2 separate regions of the Homo sapiens genome follow, and region 1 is linked to region 2. A link is an interaction called in ENCODE POLR2A ChIA-PET data of the cell type or tissue named here. Cell type or tissue: A673. All regions are shown on one strand. Each heading gives the region's core, and the rest is flanking DNA. Links, peaks and the distances in the headings are about the cores only.

What was found. ChIA-PET counts read pairs that join two places held together with the same protein. Peaks named below come from ENCODE experiments on the same cell type or tissue, not always from the same donor. Only the 100,000 strongest peaks of a DNase experiment are listed, where the experiment ranks them.
Region 1: POLR2A ChIA-PET joins it to region 2 with 8 read pairs; 2 of 35 experiments call an interaction of 5 or more read pairs at or near these places.

The regions. Positions count from the first base shown.
Region 1 is chr4:108,589,328-108,597,213 of GRCh38, reverse strand. The region is part of intron 1 of RPL34-DT (RPL34 divergent transcript); the gene reads left to right. Among named protein-coding and RNA genes, the nearest start is that of RPL34-DT, 27 kb to the left of the region's middle. In A673, for the core only: no CTCF peak of the experiment used is centred there; a DNase peak (open chromatin) is centred at 4,893.
Region 2 is chr4:108,049,219-108,057,104 of GRCh38, reverse strand. All of the region lies in intron 11 of LEF1 (lymphoid enhancer binding factor 1), which reads left to right. Among named protein-coding and RNA genes, the nearest start is that of HADH, 63 kb to the right of the region's middle. RefSeq lists an enhancer at 129-630. In A673, for the core only: no CTCF peak of the experiment used is centred there; no DNase peak of the experiment used is centred there.

The DNA.
Region 1 (7,886 bases), core at 2,457-6,456, 540 kb before region 2:
GATCTTGGCTCACTGCAACCTCTGCCCTCCAGGTTCCAGCGATTCTCCCGCCTCAGCCTCCCGAGTAGCTGGGATTACAAGTGCGTGCCACCACGCCCATCTAATTTTTGTATTTTTAGTAGAGATGGGTTTTCACCCTGTTTTGGCCAGGCTGGTCTTGAACTCCTGGCCTCAGGTGATCCTCCCACTTCGGCCTCCCAAAGTGCTGGGATTATAGGTGTGAGCCATGGTGGATGGCCTGAAAATGTTTTTCTTCTTCTCTCCTGTGTATTTGATGGTTTGGCTGAATCTAGAATTGCAGTAGGAATGCTTTAACTCAAGAATTTTTGTTGTTTTTGTAAAGACAGTGTATAATTGCCAAACAGATTATTCCTGTCCACTGCACAGACAAAATCAATTCACTGAGATCACAGCATTGCAGTATAATTTAATTGACATGAGGCTGGCCCATGCAGGAGAAATAGAGTGATCATTCAAATCAGCTACCCTGAAGGCTTGAAGGCTATGGTTTTTATGGTCAATTTGGTGGGTAGGGGTCTAGGGAATGGGTGCTGCTGATTTGTTGGGGATGAAATCACAGGAGTGTGGAGAATGGTCCTTGTGTGCTGAGTCAGCTTCTGGGTGAGAATATCAGGATTAGTTGAGTCCTGAGTCATGAGCGTGGGTGGGATCAGTCTGAAAACTATTGCAAAAAATAATATAATAATTTTAGGTTTTACAATAGTGATGTTATCTGGAAGAGCAATTGGAGAAGTCACAAATCTTGTGACCTCTGGGCACATGATCCCTGAGCAGTAAGGGATTATGGAAACTACTCCTATATTTTAGTAGAGTTCAGGTCCCTCCCATAAGCCTAATCTTGTGGTTTTACAAAGGCGGTTTTCAGTCCCTGAGCAAGGAAAGGCTTAGTTTTTATTTATCTATTTAGAGACGGAGTTTCGCTCTTGTTGCCCAGGCTAGAGTGCAATGGCGACATCTCGGCTCACTGCAACCTCTGCCTCCTTGTTCAAGCAATTCTCTTGCCTCAGCCTCACGAGTAGCTAGGATTACAGGCATCCACCGTTACCCCTGGCTATTTTTTTGTATTTTTAGTAGAGATGGGGTTTCACCATGTTGGTCAGGCTAGTCTCGAACTCTTCACCTCAGGTGATCCACCCACCTCGACTTCCCCAAATGTTGGGATTACAGGCATGAGCCACCACACCCGGCTGGAAGGGCTTAGTTTTAGGGAGGGACTATTATCATCCTTGTTTTAAAGTTAAAATACAAACTAAATTTCTCCCAAAGTTAGCTTGGACTACACCCGGGAATGACCAAGGACAGTTTGAAGGTTAGAAGCAAAATGGAGTCAACTGAGGTGGATTTCTATTACTGTTATAATTTAGCAAAGACATTTTCAGGGTCTTGCTCTATTGCCCAGGCTGAAATACAATGGCATGATGATAGCTCACTGCACCCTTAAACTCTTGGGCTCAAGTGATCTTCCCATATTTGTGTTTCAAAGTGCTGGGATTACAGGTGTGAGCCACTGTGCCTGGACTCTGAAAAATTTTGAAGGTCGGCTGGGCATGGTGGCTGACACCTGTAATCCCAGCATTTTGGGAGGCCAAGGCTGGTGGATCACGAGGTCAGGAGATCAAGACCATCCTGGCCAACATGGTGAAACCCTGTCTCTACTAAAAATACAAAAATTAGCTGGGCGTGGAGATGGGCATCTGTAATCCCAGCTACTCGAGAGGCTGAGGCAGGAGAAACGCTTGAACCTGGGAGGTGGAGATTGCATTGAGCCAAGATCACGCCATTGCACTCCAGCCTGGGCAACAGAGTGAGACTCCATCTCAAAAAAAAAAATTTTTTTTGAAGGTCTTTCTCTTGTCTTATTGTAGCTGAGAAGTGTGAAGGCATTCTGATTCCTAGTCCTTTCTAAGTAGTCTATTTTTCTCTCTGCAAGTTTATAGGATCTCTGTCCCCAGTGTTCTGAAACTTCACAGTGATGTTGCTCAATGTAGCTCTACTAGAATCTATTTTGCAGGAGCACTTGGTGGGCCCTTTTCATCTAGCAATTCATGTCTTCAGTTGTGAAAAATTTTTGTTAAATTATTTTACTAATGATTTTTCTGCTTCATTTTCTCCTTGCTCTCTTCCTGGAACCCTTATTACTCATATGTGAGACCTTCAGGTGTGCTCCCTTTATTTTTCTTATATCTTCTCTTCTATTTTCCGTCTGTCTTTTTGCTGTTTTCTTAACACTTTCTTGAACTTTATCTTCAACTCTTCTGTTGAATTTTTCATTTCAGCTATTAGCTGCTCTTTTAATTCTCTGAATTTTCTTTTGACATAGCATCATTTTCTATTTTCACAAAGGAAATATTTTCTCTCAGAATTTTTTTTTTTTTTTTTAGACAGAGTCTCGCTCCATCACCCAGGCTGGAGTGCAGTGTCAAGATCTCGGCTCACTGCAACCTCTGCCACCTGGATTCAAGCGATTCTCCTGCCTCAGCCTCCCGAGTAGCTGGGACTACAGGCATATGCCACCACGACCCGGTAATTTTTTCTATTTTTAGTAGAGATGGGGTTTCACTATGTTGGCCAGGCTGATCTTGAGCTCCGGACCTCAGGTGATCTGTGATTGGACTCCAGTGAAGACTCCAAGATGGCGATCGCCACCTCGGATACCCTGATTCAGCATTTCCGGGTTCACCTTTCCTGTTCCCGCCACCCTGACTAACGCGCATGCCCACTAGGGCGTGTCACACTCAGAAGCGCGAAACTCAACCGACCCCGCCCCTACCCCGCCCACTCTTCACCCAGCATCCATAAAAGCGCGCTGCACCTTTGGCACAGTGCGACTTCCCTGGCCCTCCCCCTGCGGACCAGTGAACCTCGCCTGAGAGCTCAAGAAAGAAGATTTTTGCCCTCTTAGTCTCGCCTCTCCGCCTTATTGTTCCACGGTGCCCTTCCATTGCCTTTCAATCTGCCCACCTTGGCCTCCCAAAGCGCTAGAATTACAGGCGGGAGCCACTGCACCCAGTCTCTCTGAGGTTATTAAGAATAGCTTTGTTTGGGCTGGGTGCAGTGGCTCACACCTGTAATCCCAGCACTTTGGGAGGCTGAGGCAGGTGGATCACCTGAAGTCAGGAGTTCAAGATCAGCCTGGCCAACATGGTGAAACCCTGTCTCTACCAAAAATACAAAATTAGCTGGGTATGGTGGCGCATGCCTGTAATCCCAGCTACTTGGGAGGTTAAGGCAGGAAAATTGCTTGAACCCGGGAGGCGGAAGTTGTGGTGAGCCGAGATTGTGCCATTGCACTCCAGCCTGGGCAACAAGAGTGAAACTCCGTCTCGAAAAAAAAAAAGAATAGCTTTGTTTGGCCAGGCACGGTGGCCCACTTTGGGAGCCGAGGTGCGTGGATTGCTTGAGCTCAGGAGTTCGACAGCAGCCTCGGCAACATGATGAGACCCTGTCTCCTCTAAAAATACAAAAGTTGGAGGTCGGGGGAAAGGGGACAGAGAGCATTAAGACAAATACCTAATGCATGCAGGGCTTAAAACCTAGATTACAGGTTGATAGGTGCAGGAAACCACCATGGCACATGTATACCTATGTAACAAGCCTGCACATTCAGCACATGTATCCCAGAACTTAAAGTAAAATTAAAAAAAAAAAAAAATACAAAAATTAGCTGGTGGCCGGGCACAGTGGCTCACGCCTGTAATCCCAGCACTTTGGGAGGCCGAGGTGGGCAGATCACTTGACGTCAGGAGTTCAAGACCAACTTGGCCAACATGGTGAAACCCCGTCTCTACTAAAAAAATATAAAAATTAGCTGGATGTGGTTGCATGCGCCTGTAATCCCACTTACTTGAGAGGGTGAGGCAGGAGAATTGCTTGAGCCTGGGAGGCGGAGGTTGCAGTGAGCTGCGGTCACGCCACTACACTCCAGCCTGGGCGGCAGAGCTAGACTCTACCTCAAATAAATAAATATATAAATTAATTAAATTAAATAAAAAAAAATTAGCTGGTCATATTGGTGCATGCCTGTGGTCCTGGCTAATCAGGAGGATTAGTTGGGAGAATTGCTTGAGCCCAGGAGATCGAAGCTACAGTGAGCCAAGATAGAGCCACTAAACTCCAGCCTGGGCAACAGAATGAGACCCTGTCTCAAAAAAAAAAAAAAAAAAAAAAAGAATAGCTTTGTTGGAGTTTCCCCCCGCCCCACCCCCCACCGTATAGTCTCTATTTCCTTCAAGTTGCTTTCTTTTGTTTATTGGTTTGGTCTTTATCTTCCATATCTTGTCATCCTTCCTTTATAATTAAGAACAAGGGATTTAAATCATAATTGGTTGCTCTGGGTGCTTCTGTGGAGCTTGTTTACTTTGGATGTCACTGTCAAGTGGTCTGGATAGGCTCTTTGTACTTCCAATGTCAATATTTAAAAAATCTTTCCTCCTGGCAGGGCATGGTGGCTCATGCGTGTAATCCCAGCACTTTGGGAGGCCCAGGTGGGCAGATCACTTGAGGCCAGGAGTTCAAGACCAGCCTGGCCAACATGATGAAACCCCATCTCTACTAAAAATACAAAAATTAGCTGGGTGTCGTGGTACATGCCTGTAATCCCAGCTATTTGGGAGGCTGAGGCAGAGAATTGCTTGAACCTGGGAGCCAGAGGCTTCAGTGAGCGGAGATCGCGCCACTGCACTCCAGCCTGGGCAACAGAGCAAGACTCCATCTCAAAAAAAAAAAAAAAAAAAACCCAAAAAACAAAAAACTTTCCTCCTATGTTGAGATTTTTAGCAGAAAACATTCTTCCGATCTCCTTACTAAAGGGAAATGACCAGGCTTCTGGCATTCTGGAAGCCAAGTGGAGGAAGTGATGAAAGGTTTTAGCATTCCATATGCATTCAGTCATGCAATCTGTCTGTGTTTGGTATGATGATAGATCTTTAATTGTATCTCGTGTCCTGCATTTCAAAGGCCTTCTGCTGCGCTTACTCCTCAGAATAAATCAGGTGAGGAAAGGGCAATGTGAGTTAAGGTATAGAGATTTAACCCAATGGAACAGCTTTCATTCAATCCTCATTTTACCCTCTTCATTATTTTGGCCTCCCCTCTACACCAGTGGTAGGGGTATATGGCACTGCCAGTTGTCAGTCTGCTTTTCAGATTCCAAAATTTTCCTGCCCTTGTATTCTCTTGTGCTTGCTTGCTTGCTTTTCTCTTCCTTCCTTCCTTCCTTCCTTCCTTCCTTCCTTCCTTTCTTTTTCTTTCTTTCTTTCTTTCTTTCTTTCTTTCTTTCTTTCTTTCTTTCTTTCTTTTTCTTTCTTTCTCTTTCTTTCTTTCCTTCTCTCTCTCTCTTTCTTTCTTTCTCTTTCTTTCTTTCTTTCTTTCTTTCTTTCTTTCCTTCTCTCTCTTTTCTTTCTTTCTTTCCTTCTCTCTCTCTCTTTTTCTTTCTTTCTTTCTTCCTTCCTTCCTTCTTTCCTCCCTCCCTCTCTCTCTTTCTTTCTTTCTCTCTCTTTCTCTCTTTCTTTCTTTCTTCTTCTTTTTTTTTTTTTCCAGAGTCTCACTCTGTCACCTAGGCTGGAGTGCAGTGGTGTGATCTTAACTCACTGCAACCTCCGCCTTCCAGGTTCAAGTGATTCTCCTGCCTCAGCCTCCCAAGCAGCTGGGATTACAGGCGCCCACCACCATGCCTGGCTAATTTATGTATTTTTAGTAGAAACGGGGTTTCACCATGTTGGCCAGCACCTGATCTCAAGTGATCTGCCCTCCTCAGCCTCCCGAAGTGCTGGGATTAGAGGCGTGAGCCACCGTGCCCGGCCTTTTTTTTTTTTTTTCCAGTTTTTTCTTTGTTTTTTAGTTTCTCCTTTTTTTTGTTTTTGTGTTTTTTTCATGTGAGTTGTACCTTTTCAAGAAAATCACTTTACTCAAGTTTTATGGAATTTTGTAGAGCAGCAAAATTAGATGTGTGGTTTAGTCTACCATCTTAACCCAGAAAACCATTTAGATCTACTTTTGCTCCTTTTTTAAAAATGAATGAAGTAGAAGTTTCAGGATACTGAGATAAAGACCAAAGCGTTCTTCTGTCTCCTTTATTTTCTCTCCATGACAATGTGAAACCATATTTAGATCAAACAAGTGTTCATTTAAGCCCTGTGCTTTTGAGAAAAATAGTTTTGAAAGTTTGAGCAATCTGAGCAAACTTGGCCCTTGGAGCTGACCCAAAGGAGTTTTCTACAAACCATGACCAAACTTTGTGGACACAGAGGCTGGTTGCTTAAAGAACAGACCTCTCCTAGGTCAGAAATGATAGGTTCCACTGAGAGCAAATTCAAACAACACTGTTTCATTTGAAGGAATTTCAATATCTAGGTTTTTCTCTAATAAATACATTAAACAACAAGCTTAATTTTTCTTGTGTTACTTATTACACAATTACAGATGTTACTTACTGAAATATGGATAAATTGTCTTTTAGGAAATGTTGACTGAGGACTAAGTATGAAGTACAATAAATAGAAAGTCAGAAAATACTAATCCCATTCATTTCCTATTTAAAAATGAGAAAAATGAATTATTAATTGTATTGTAAGAGTTATGGATACTTCAGGACTATAAACTGGGAATTTTGCCAAGTGTTGCTCAGACCAACCTTGATTAACATTCATTCACCATTCATTCATTTATTCATTCATTCACTCAAACATGTTTCTTGATCCCCCATATATGCAAGGCTCTGAACTAGTTACTGGACCTCTACCCGTGAACAAGGCAGACCCTGCCTTCTTGGAACTTGTGCTCTGGCAGAACGGACAAGCATGAAACAAGTAATTGCAACATGATTTACTGTGGTAAGAATATAAGAGAGGAGTGCTTGCCTTAATCTCAGGTGTAATGTTTGAGTTGAGATCTGAGAGAGGAGTAGATGTTAATTAGGCAAAGAGCAGGCATAGAATAGGGGGCCTGGAAATCTACCAGATCTAAGTCACAGAACAGTCAGTGTAAATACCCAGAGACATTCCTTGAGACACAGAGGGGCACAGACACAGCAAGAGAACTGGGCAGGAGGCAAAGTCCACATCATGATTAGCTGTAATGCTTCCTCAGGAAGACAAGAACTCCTCACAGCAGAAACACAGGGCAGAGAAATTTTTCTGCCCAACAGTTTGAACGGTCACCCTGCTTCAACATGACAAAACAAGCCAACGAAAATATTTTACTCAGGACAAGTTTTCAAAAAGCATAAATGCATTTTTTAATGGTTTAGACTTTTATTTGAATACAAAATGAAGTCTCTTACTGGTGAATAAGAACAGCATCTATTAAGAGTACCCAAATACCATCTATTATGTTATTTGCTAATGTATTTATACCACTCCCGCAAGCTGGTGTTTCTGTTTTGTTTTGTTTTAATCACAATTCAGTGTTAAAAAGATAAAGCTTTTTAAACATTCACTGTTGCTCAAAAGCTGAGTGCATGTGCTGTCTCAGATCATGAGGTTAGTGGTGCTTATTTCAATATTAAATAAAAGGATTCATTTTCATTGAAGCAAGCAGGGAATTAAGCTTACAACTTCAATTACCAATAATTAATTCTCCACACTGCAAGCCATGCAGTTTGCGTTTAAACTCCCAATGCCCCAAGGATAACAAAAATCTATTTTGATCACTTTTTATTTTCATCATTTAAAGAGTACATCTTATTTTAATTAGGCACATACATTTCCAGATTATAAGAGAGAACAAATATCCCTTCTAAAAAAAAAAACAGGGAATTGTGGGGAGTGGGGGACAGAGGACTTTTAAGCATGACAAAGAAATTTCTGAGATATTTTCTTTCTCTTGCTTTTATTGAAAGAGCACCTAATATTGTCGAGAATTAGCTA
Region 2 (7,886 bases), core at 2,247-6,246:
TCTTGGGAAGGAAGCCTGCATCTAGGGAGGGGAAGGGGGATGTCAAACTGGGGAGAACCAAGTGTCGCACGGCAGCCAGGGCAACACGTGGCTGCGCAGCTACCCTTGGCCACAGGTCGGCACCTCCTGGGAAAACTTCTGCACCCTGCTCAGCACTGTCCCACACTTGGCCTGCAGTGGTTTTTTTTTTTTTTTTTTGAATAGTGGCCTAGCCCAGTTGGGGGTACCTTGTGCTGCCATTTTACCACAGTGGTGAGGTCCTGTGGAAGCGACTGCTGGCGTGCTGTTTATCTTGCATGGATTGCCAGATCGCTGCATAGGAGGTGGAGGTTGTGGTGGCCCGGAGAGGCTCCCATATGTGTCGTTTCTGGGAATGCTCCAGTCTGAGGTGACGGCCTACCTGTGTCTTCCTTCTTTTTATGCTTGTGTTCAGAAATCCCTGTGACACCTGTCACAGACTAACAGGAAATGTGTACAGGATTCACAAGGTGATGACACTTGACTACAGATAATCTCAGGCTTGGTTTCATTGTCTTAAATAGCAATGGCAGCATAATGACAGTGTGGTTAGACTCAGTTATGCGTGGACTGCAGTTTTTCACATCCTGGCCATTGTTCCAGGATCCCTAGGTGCATTCATGGGAGCCTTTTGATGGCAAGTGCCGGAAACAAATGGTGCTCACTTAAGGAGAAAGGGGAAATGTGTTTTAAGGATATAGGAGCATCTTGTGGAATCCAAGGACAGTAGAGCAGTTGGGCCAAAAAGAAAACTGGAAATTGGAAAGCTGTCCAGACACTTTCCCTGCTGCTTCCATCTGTCCCTCCCTGAAAATCACTTCCTCCTTCCCTTCCCAGATTGACTCTCTCAGTTCTCTGAGCCTTATGTTTAGAGCACTCAAGCTATATGTTGTTACAATATCATCTCCCAAAGAGACAATAATTCTTTCAAATTCTGTAGAAGCGACTCTGGTTAGCCCAACTTGGGTCAAACTTCCACCCCAATCTATAATCAGCTGTGGCCAGAGGAGAAGGTCACATTGTACAAAATGGCTGTCAGGAGCTCACTGCTCTAACAGTGTTGGAGTTGGGATAATGGAGAGGAGAGCTGGACAGCAGCCCGACAGATGTCCGCTATAGCTCACTAGGAAGCTGATAGTTGGGGTGGTTTTATCTAGACAGCTCTGTGTTAATAAAGAAATTGGGTTGGGTTCATGGGTACAGTGAAAGCTTTTAAGAATGGGCAGTATCCCTTCCATCAATTATCTTTTCTCTCCTTAATGATCAGAAGAGCTAGAATTGTGTTTAAGTTGCCTTGGGGAGCAGAAATAGAGAAATAGACCCTCAGGTAGCAAGACTGATCTGATGCCATTAAAAAATAATAGCAGAGGGAGAGGAGTATATGAGGTTCATTAAAACCCTCTTGAAATGCTTCATGTTTAGTATTGTTCATGAAAACTTACCAAATGGAATTAAGATCAATGCACTAGAATATAGAATAAAAAAGAAGTATTTTGGATAAATTTTGTTTAATAGAACTGTTTGTTACTGAGTTGTGAGGAACTGTGTGGAAATGAGCCCTTCTGGATAATGGAGTTTTTCAGAGAAGCTATATGGTTTACATCTTTAAGTGTCAAAACATGTAATTTTTCAAAGCACTTTTGGATGCAACTCTGTCTTCTTCAGCAGAGTACATTGAAATTGATTTGAATACGAATACCTCATGCCATTATTTTACAGTGAATATTATATATGCCACAAGGAGTATGGTGATTTGTATAATACTATTCTAAATGACCCCAAATAACATGGAATTTTAAGAAACTGCTTTTTAATAATTCTTTTGTGGCTTCCTTTGCTGTTTGGGACTATACCCTGTACCCACAATAATATGTTTCTTCTGATCTGTGTGGATTTAGGAACCAGGAAAATGAAGCTTAATTGAATAATATGTAAATTAAAAGTAAATGGGGTCTGATTTGGGGTATAGAGAAAGGCTAAAATGTGCTATTTTAAGAAAGGCTAAAATGTGCTATTTTTGCACATAAATTTCATGACATTACTGTGATACCTTGAGATAGTTTTAACGTGTTTTTCCTCAGCAGTGTTCTTCATAAATGAAGCTACCATGTTACTGAGAGCCAGATGAGTGGGAAATCCTGCTGCTCATAGCTGTCTGTGACCTTTAGCAAAGTAACTTTATTCTTTTTGACAGAATGAAAGAAAAATTAAAAGCATTAAAAATTAAACTCACTTTTTGGCATAAGGTTTACATCAATCTCTACACTAAATTTTTCTAACTGCCTATATATCGTTTTTGTGAATCTAACTTTTTTTTTGTATTGGGATTAGTTTTTCTCAGCTAGCATCATGCTTTTAGAAGCATTCTGTTTCATAAGAGATATTTTAATTAATTGGCAGAATACCCTGTTGGTCTTAATTTTCTACCAGAAGTTCTGTAATAGTATGAATCTTGCTTGCTGCCCCGAATGTGTCGTGTGAAGTTGGAACAGCAGAAATGGTCCCAACCTGTATGGACCACCTGCCACATTCCAGAGGCTTTAACAGATGCTTCTGCATGTGTTGCCTCCTCTCGTTCTGTAGCAGCCCCATTGTGGGGTGGAGGGGACAGATTTCAGTTCTGTCTGAAGGATGAGAAAATAATCACTTGTCCAGGGCCATGCAGCTGGCGAGTAGCAGCGCTGCGTCTGCAGAGTGAATTACCATCAGCTCTGAGCCCCAGTTCTCCATCCTCTGCTGTTACTGCACTCACTACGCTGCTTCAGGGCGTCTGCCCTGCACTCGCCCGGCTCTGCACATACGTCTCCCACATCCCGCAGCGCACCTGATGAGGTAGAGCAGCTTCTTATCTTCACTTTACAGATGAGGAAACAGGTTTGGTACGTTCAGAGTGCATGCCCGAGATTTCCAGGTGGTAACCGATGGACCCAGGATCCAAACCCAACCCAGGACTGTCAGTCCTTAGAGCCCACACTCTAACCCATACAAGTTATCACCTCCCTGTGCTTAACCAGATGCACAGGTGCACACACAAATGCTGGCATAACTGTGGAAGGGCTTGGTTTGGGTAAACAAAACAAAAAAAGACCAAAGTGTGCCCTGATCCTGTCACCTCATTTGTAGAAGGTGAACTTAACATCTTTAGTGTGAGAGAACGTCTGTTGAGAGAAATGTGGATTGGATAGCGTTTGGAGGTGAGTAGATGAGGGAGGTCTACCTAGCTAGTTATTACCCTCTGGAAGCACTTCAGCTGACAGAACTACAATGGGCTTTTGAGGCTCTCTCCTTCAAAACTTGCTCAAGACCATTTCTCCCATGTTTCCCGTGGTAGGAAGGATCTAGCGGTCATGACCTGCACCAGGAGGTCTGGCCTACCAATAGGACACATGTCCTCACAGAGGAGACAAACACAGAGGGCTAGGCTGATCAGGAAGAGAAACCAGTAGCTACAGAAAAATTCCCCTGGAGTAATTCATTAACGGTCACAGGCTTGTCTCAAAGTCATCTTGACATTGCCAAAGTCTGGTTGAGCTGATGGTAATTCACTCTGAATAGCCACAGGAGAGGAAGCCTTGCCTTGGTAGAACATGAATCCAGGAGTGGCAATGACCCCTTTCCTCCCACCTCCAGCTTCTGGGAATCTTTTTGCTTTAGAGCTTTGTGGTTAGGGGATTAACTAACTAGTCTTGAATGCTGGGACTAAGGAGTCATTCAGCTGCAGAAATAAAACTCAGTGTTAACCTTCCTAACCACACATTTTCATTTTTCTTTTTTCTCAAATGTTGGGTAATGTTTACTGTCAAGGAGCTGAAGCTGGCTTTTGTAGGTTATATTTCCAGTCTTAGGGACTTAAATTTCAAAGTTAACTTATGCGTTTGTTTCTCTTTATCATCTTTCTTCAAACAGAGCGTGATATCCTGGGGGTGGCTGCACTGTTACAGATGTAGACTGCCTCCACCAGGATACAGGGGTTGTTGCCTGGGGATGGACAGACAGAATGATGGAAGGTAGGAAGGAGAGAAGAAAGTGAATGATAATTTAGTTCCAAGGTATGGTGGAGAGAACACATGTTGAGAGTTCAGAGGCTCATCCTGCTGCCTATTAGTTGGGTGACCTTTGGCAAGTTACTGAACTTCAGGTAGCCTCAGTGTCCTTATCTGTAAGTGGGTGGGAAGATGCAAACTGTAATGATGATAATGTGAAATTCTAAAGTCCATGTCTCAGTGCCTGGCAAATCAGTGCGTAGTGGACAGTGTTTTTGTTCCTTCCCCCTCACCAGCTTCTTGCAGACAAGACCACCTTCAAGTCAACAAGACTGTCACTTTTATGATGCCAGGAGGCCTGGGGAACAGCCCAGCACTGGGACTCTCTAGGGGTCACCATGGGCCAGTCATTTTATGACCATATTCCTAAGTCTCTGCTAAAAAAACAGGATTAGACTAGCTCTGTCACGCTTGCTTCCTGCTGTAGAAGTCTGTACCTCTCTTCCTTCATACACACATGACATTGTGCAGCAGAAGAGTTCACACCCTCAAATCACAGGCTTTTGTCAGTTTTTCCCAAGGTGTAAAAATGGAGACAATTGGCATGAGGTGTGTGGTGTGATGCTGGAATTCCATTTTTGCAATTAAAATCTGTGAATCTGTTTACCTCTCATAAAACCAATCTCTAATATTCTCCCCTCAAATTGCACATCGTTTAAGGCTCCTGCCTCTTGTTAGTAGCATTTGAGAGTGGCGTAAAAGGAAGAGGACGACGAAGAAAGGGTCTTTTATTCCAACTCACTTTTTTTGTATCCTCACCAATTCTGAATAAGGAAGTGATATTACATGATGGGGCAGGGGTGCATTTTGTTCCTGGACACCAGCTTTGCTGCCCTTGCCTTGGCCTGGACAGCTTAAACTGACTGGCCAGTGAGCCCTGAGTGGCACCCTGACAGGGCTGGCCCTTGCCTGCTCCTGACCCTCCACTCCACCACCTCAGAGCTCACCCATAGACTTGTCTCCTTGGCCCTTTCTTCCAGAGGACAGCCTGGGGAGGAACCCCCAGGACATGAGCTGGCCAAGCGCTCTGCTTTTGGTAGGATTTTACATTTATTTGGGCTTAGAGAGAAGGAGTTTCCCCCTTTCCCTTTCTTCACTCCTGAGTCAGGGTCTGTAAAGCCCTATTGGCCCAGGGTCGGTGCTGTTGACCTCCCAGAAACAGGCCCACTCTTGAAATCTTTAGATTCACCTTTATTGCTTGGGCTTTTAGTAAGGAACTCTACCCATTTGGGTTCATGGTTCCATTTGGTTGATGGGATATTTTGTCAAGATTGGAATTTGGTCCAGGAGAGCATCAGGGGGGTTCGGTTATATGGGGTGGGGTGGGGTCTTGTGCCGCCTTTGCATCCCCAGTACAAATGCGTGGTGACTCCTGGTGGAGGGAGCCCAAGTCTGAACATATGTAAGATGGGCCTTGCCTCACTCCCTTTGAAGCCCAGCCGCAGCCGGAGAGCAGTAATTGCTGGCTTTGATTGCGCAGACTTCACTGGTGGGTTGGGCTGTGCCGGGGCTCGCCTGGCCTGGCCCAGCTTCAGCCGCAGCCCCCCAGTGAAGCCTTAGATGTGGGAAAGCTCCAGCCCCTGGAGCCTCATGCCTGTGGTTTCTTGAAAATAATCTGGACTGGACCTGTTTTATATCTGTAAAGCAACACTACAAGGCCCCCGTTTCTCCCACTTGGAAGTAAGACTTGGTCTCCCCTGACATCCCTGTATTTTAAAAGAGCCACCAGGGACAAACTGCCTCATTTCATAGTGAAGGAATTTCTTTGCTCTTTTTTTTTTTTAAGCACTAGTCCCTGAAAGGGATTAGTTGCTTTTTGGTAAGCAACTGTACAGAGGTTCTCTGAAGCCAACTTTCCAGGAGAATTTGCAAGGTGACCCCATGGAATAAGGAAATAACAGGTGGGAAAATGTGAGACTGTGGAAAGAAATGACTTTATTAGGAGATATAGACTCTTTCTTGGCAAGTGACATACTATCCTTTAGGTAAATGGCTATCTCTGGGCACCCATGTTTGTGTTAATCACTATATTATCACTTGTACTCAGCTTAAGAGAGGAGGAGAAGGCACCCTTAGGTAAGGCAGTGAAGGGACAAGAAGACTGGTGGAGCCGGAAGTGCAGGGTGCTCTAGATTGGAGGTGTTAGCCCTGCTTGAGAATGGGGCCACAGCAGGGCCATGGAAGTTGTCTGTACCTCAGTACTTCACAGTTCGCTGTGCCAGGCAGTGGTGGGATGGCCCAACAGAAGGGCAGGTTGTCTCCCTCAGGCGTTCCTGGCTGCCAATGGCGAGTCTATTCTGAGTCCCAGTGCTTGTCTCAGGCGCTAGCCTAGGACTGCAAGGCCAGGCCTCACCAGGAAACTAAATGTTTTCATGTCAGACTGAGAGGAAAACCTTCCCAGGAAGAGCAACCTGGACCAAGCCTTTGAAAATCTGTGATGCAAAATTATAATGTAAATAGGAATCTGTGGGGTGCCCTCTCTCCCACCCCAGGCTCTGCTAGAGCCCTGTTTCTTTCTCCGTAGAAAGGCAGGGTCCTTCGTAGCTCTTTGATCCTCCTGCGTGCAAGATCCATACCTCTGTGGGCCTGGCACAGCGAACTGTGAAGTACTGAGGTACAGACAACTTCCATGGCCCTGCTGTGGCCCCATTCTCAAGCAGGGCTAACACCTCCAATCTAGAGCACCCTGCACTTCCGGCTCCACCAGTCTTCTTGTCCCTTCACTGCCTTACCTAAGGGTGCCTTCTCCTCCTCTCTTAAGCTGAGTACAAGTGATAATATAGTGATTAACACAATGCTGTAGTGTTTTCCTGTTAAACAGGGAATGGTTGATTTTCCAGGAGAATAGAAAATGAAATTGTCATTGGAGGACCTCCTCAGTTGAAATCATTCTGTGGCTGATTTCCTCCTATTTTGTTTTTTGTTGGTTGGTTGGTTTTTGCTTTTTCAGTAGCTACCCAGGTATACAAATAGCTTCTTTGCAGTTCTGATCATCTTTAGGGGCCGCATTGGGCATAATTGGAATAATAATACTAGCTAACCTGCTTGCAGGGCTTGCTCTGTGCTGTGCACTTTGTGAGCACTTTAAATATAGGAGCCAAACCTCTCTTTCCAAAAGCCTGAAGGGCAGGTGTCCTCGCAGTTCCCATTCCATAGATCACCATCCTTCCATGGAAAGTACTCTGTGGACTGTAACTTGCCATCTAGACTTTTGTATTCATTATTAAACTATGTCAAAGTTTCCTTTTATTTCTCTTTTACTTTCTTTTTCCATTGAAATGAAAGTGTACGATAATCCACCATTATTTAGAATGAGTTTCTAAAAGGAAACTTGTGCTTGTAACACGGATAGCACAATCACAAGCACAAAGTGTTGGGATTCATCTGAGGCTGTCAAGGGACCCAGGTTGAGAAGGTGCTTCCAGCATCGCTGCCACCAAAGGAAAGCAGCCTCCCCAAGTTCAAAGCAGCGGAAGCAGGTGCTCTCTGGAGTGAAGGAACGGAACTTTGCCATGCTTTTACTTTCCTTTTGTCTTTGTCTCATCTTGTTACAATGTTACATTTTACTTTTAATCACTTTTTAAAAAATCTCAGATCATTAAAGCTTTGAGGATGTGGGAGTTCTCTTATTTGAAAATCATTATCACCAATATCTGGCAACATTATTTTAACATATTTGCTGAGTGTCCTTTCCGAGGCTATCATTAGAGATCCTTGATGTTAGGAAGGAAAAAAAAATCTTGAAAATTGTAAGATCTTAAGGAAAAAGGGAGCGGTTTGTATCCTCTGGGCTGTGAGTGTGAGCGGACAGAGCACATAGCGTCA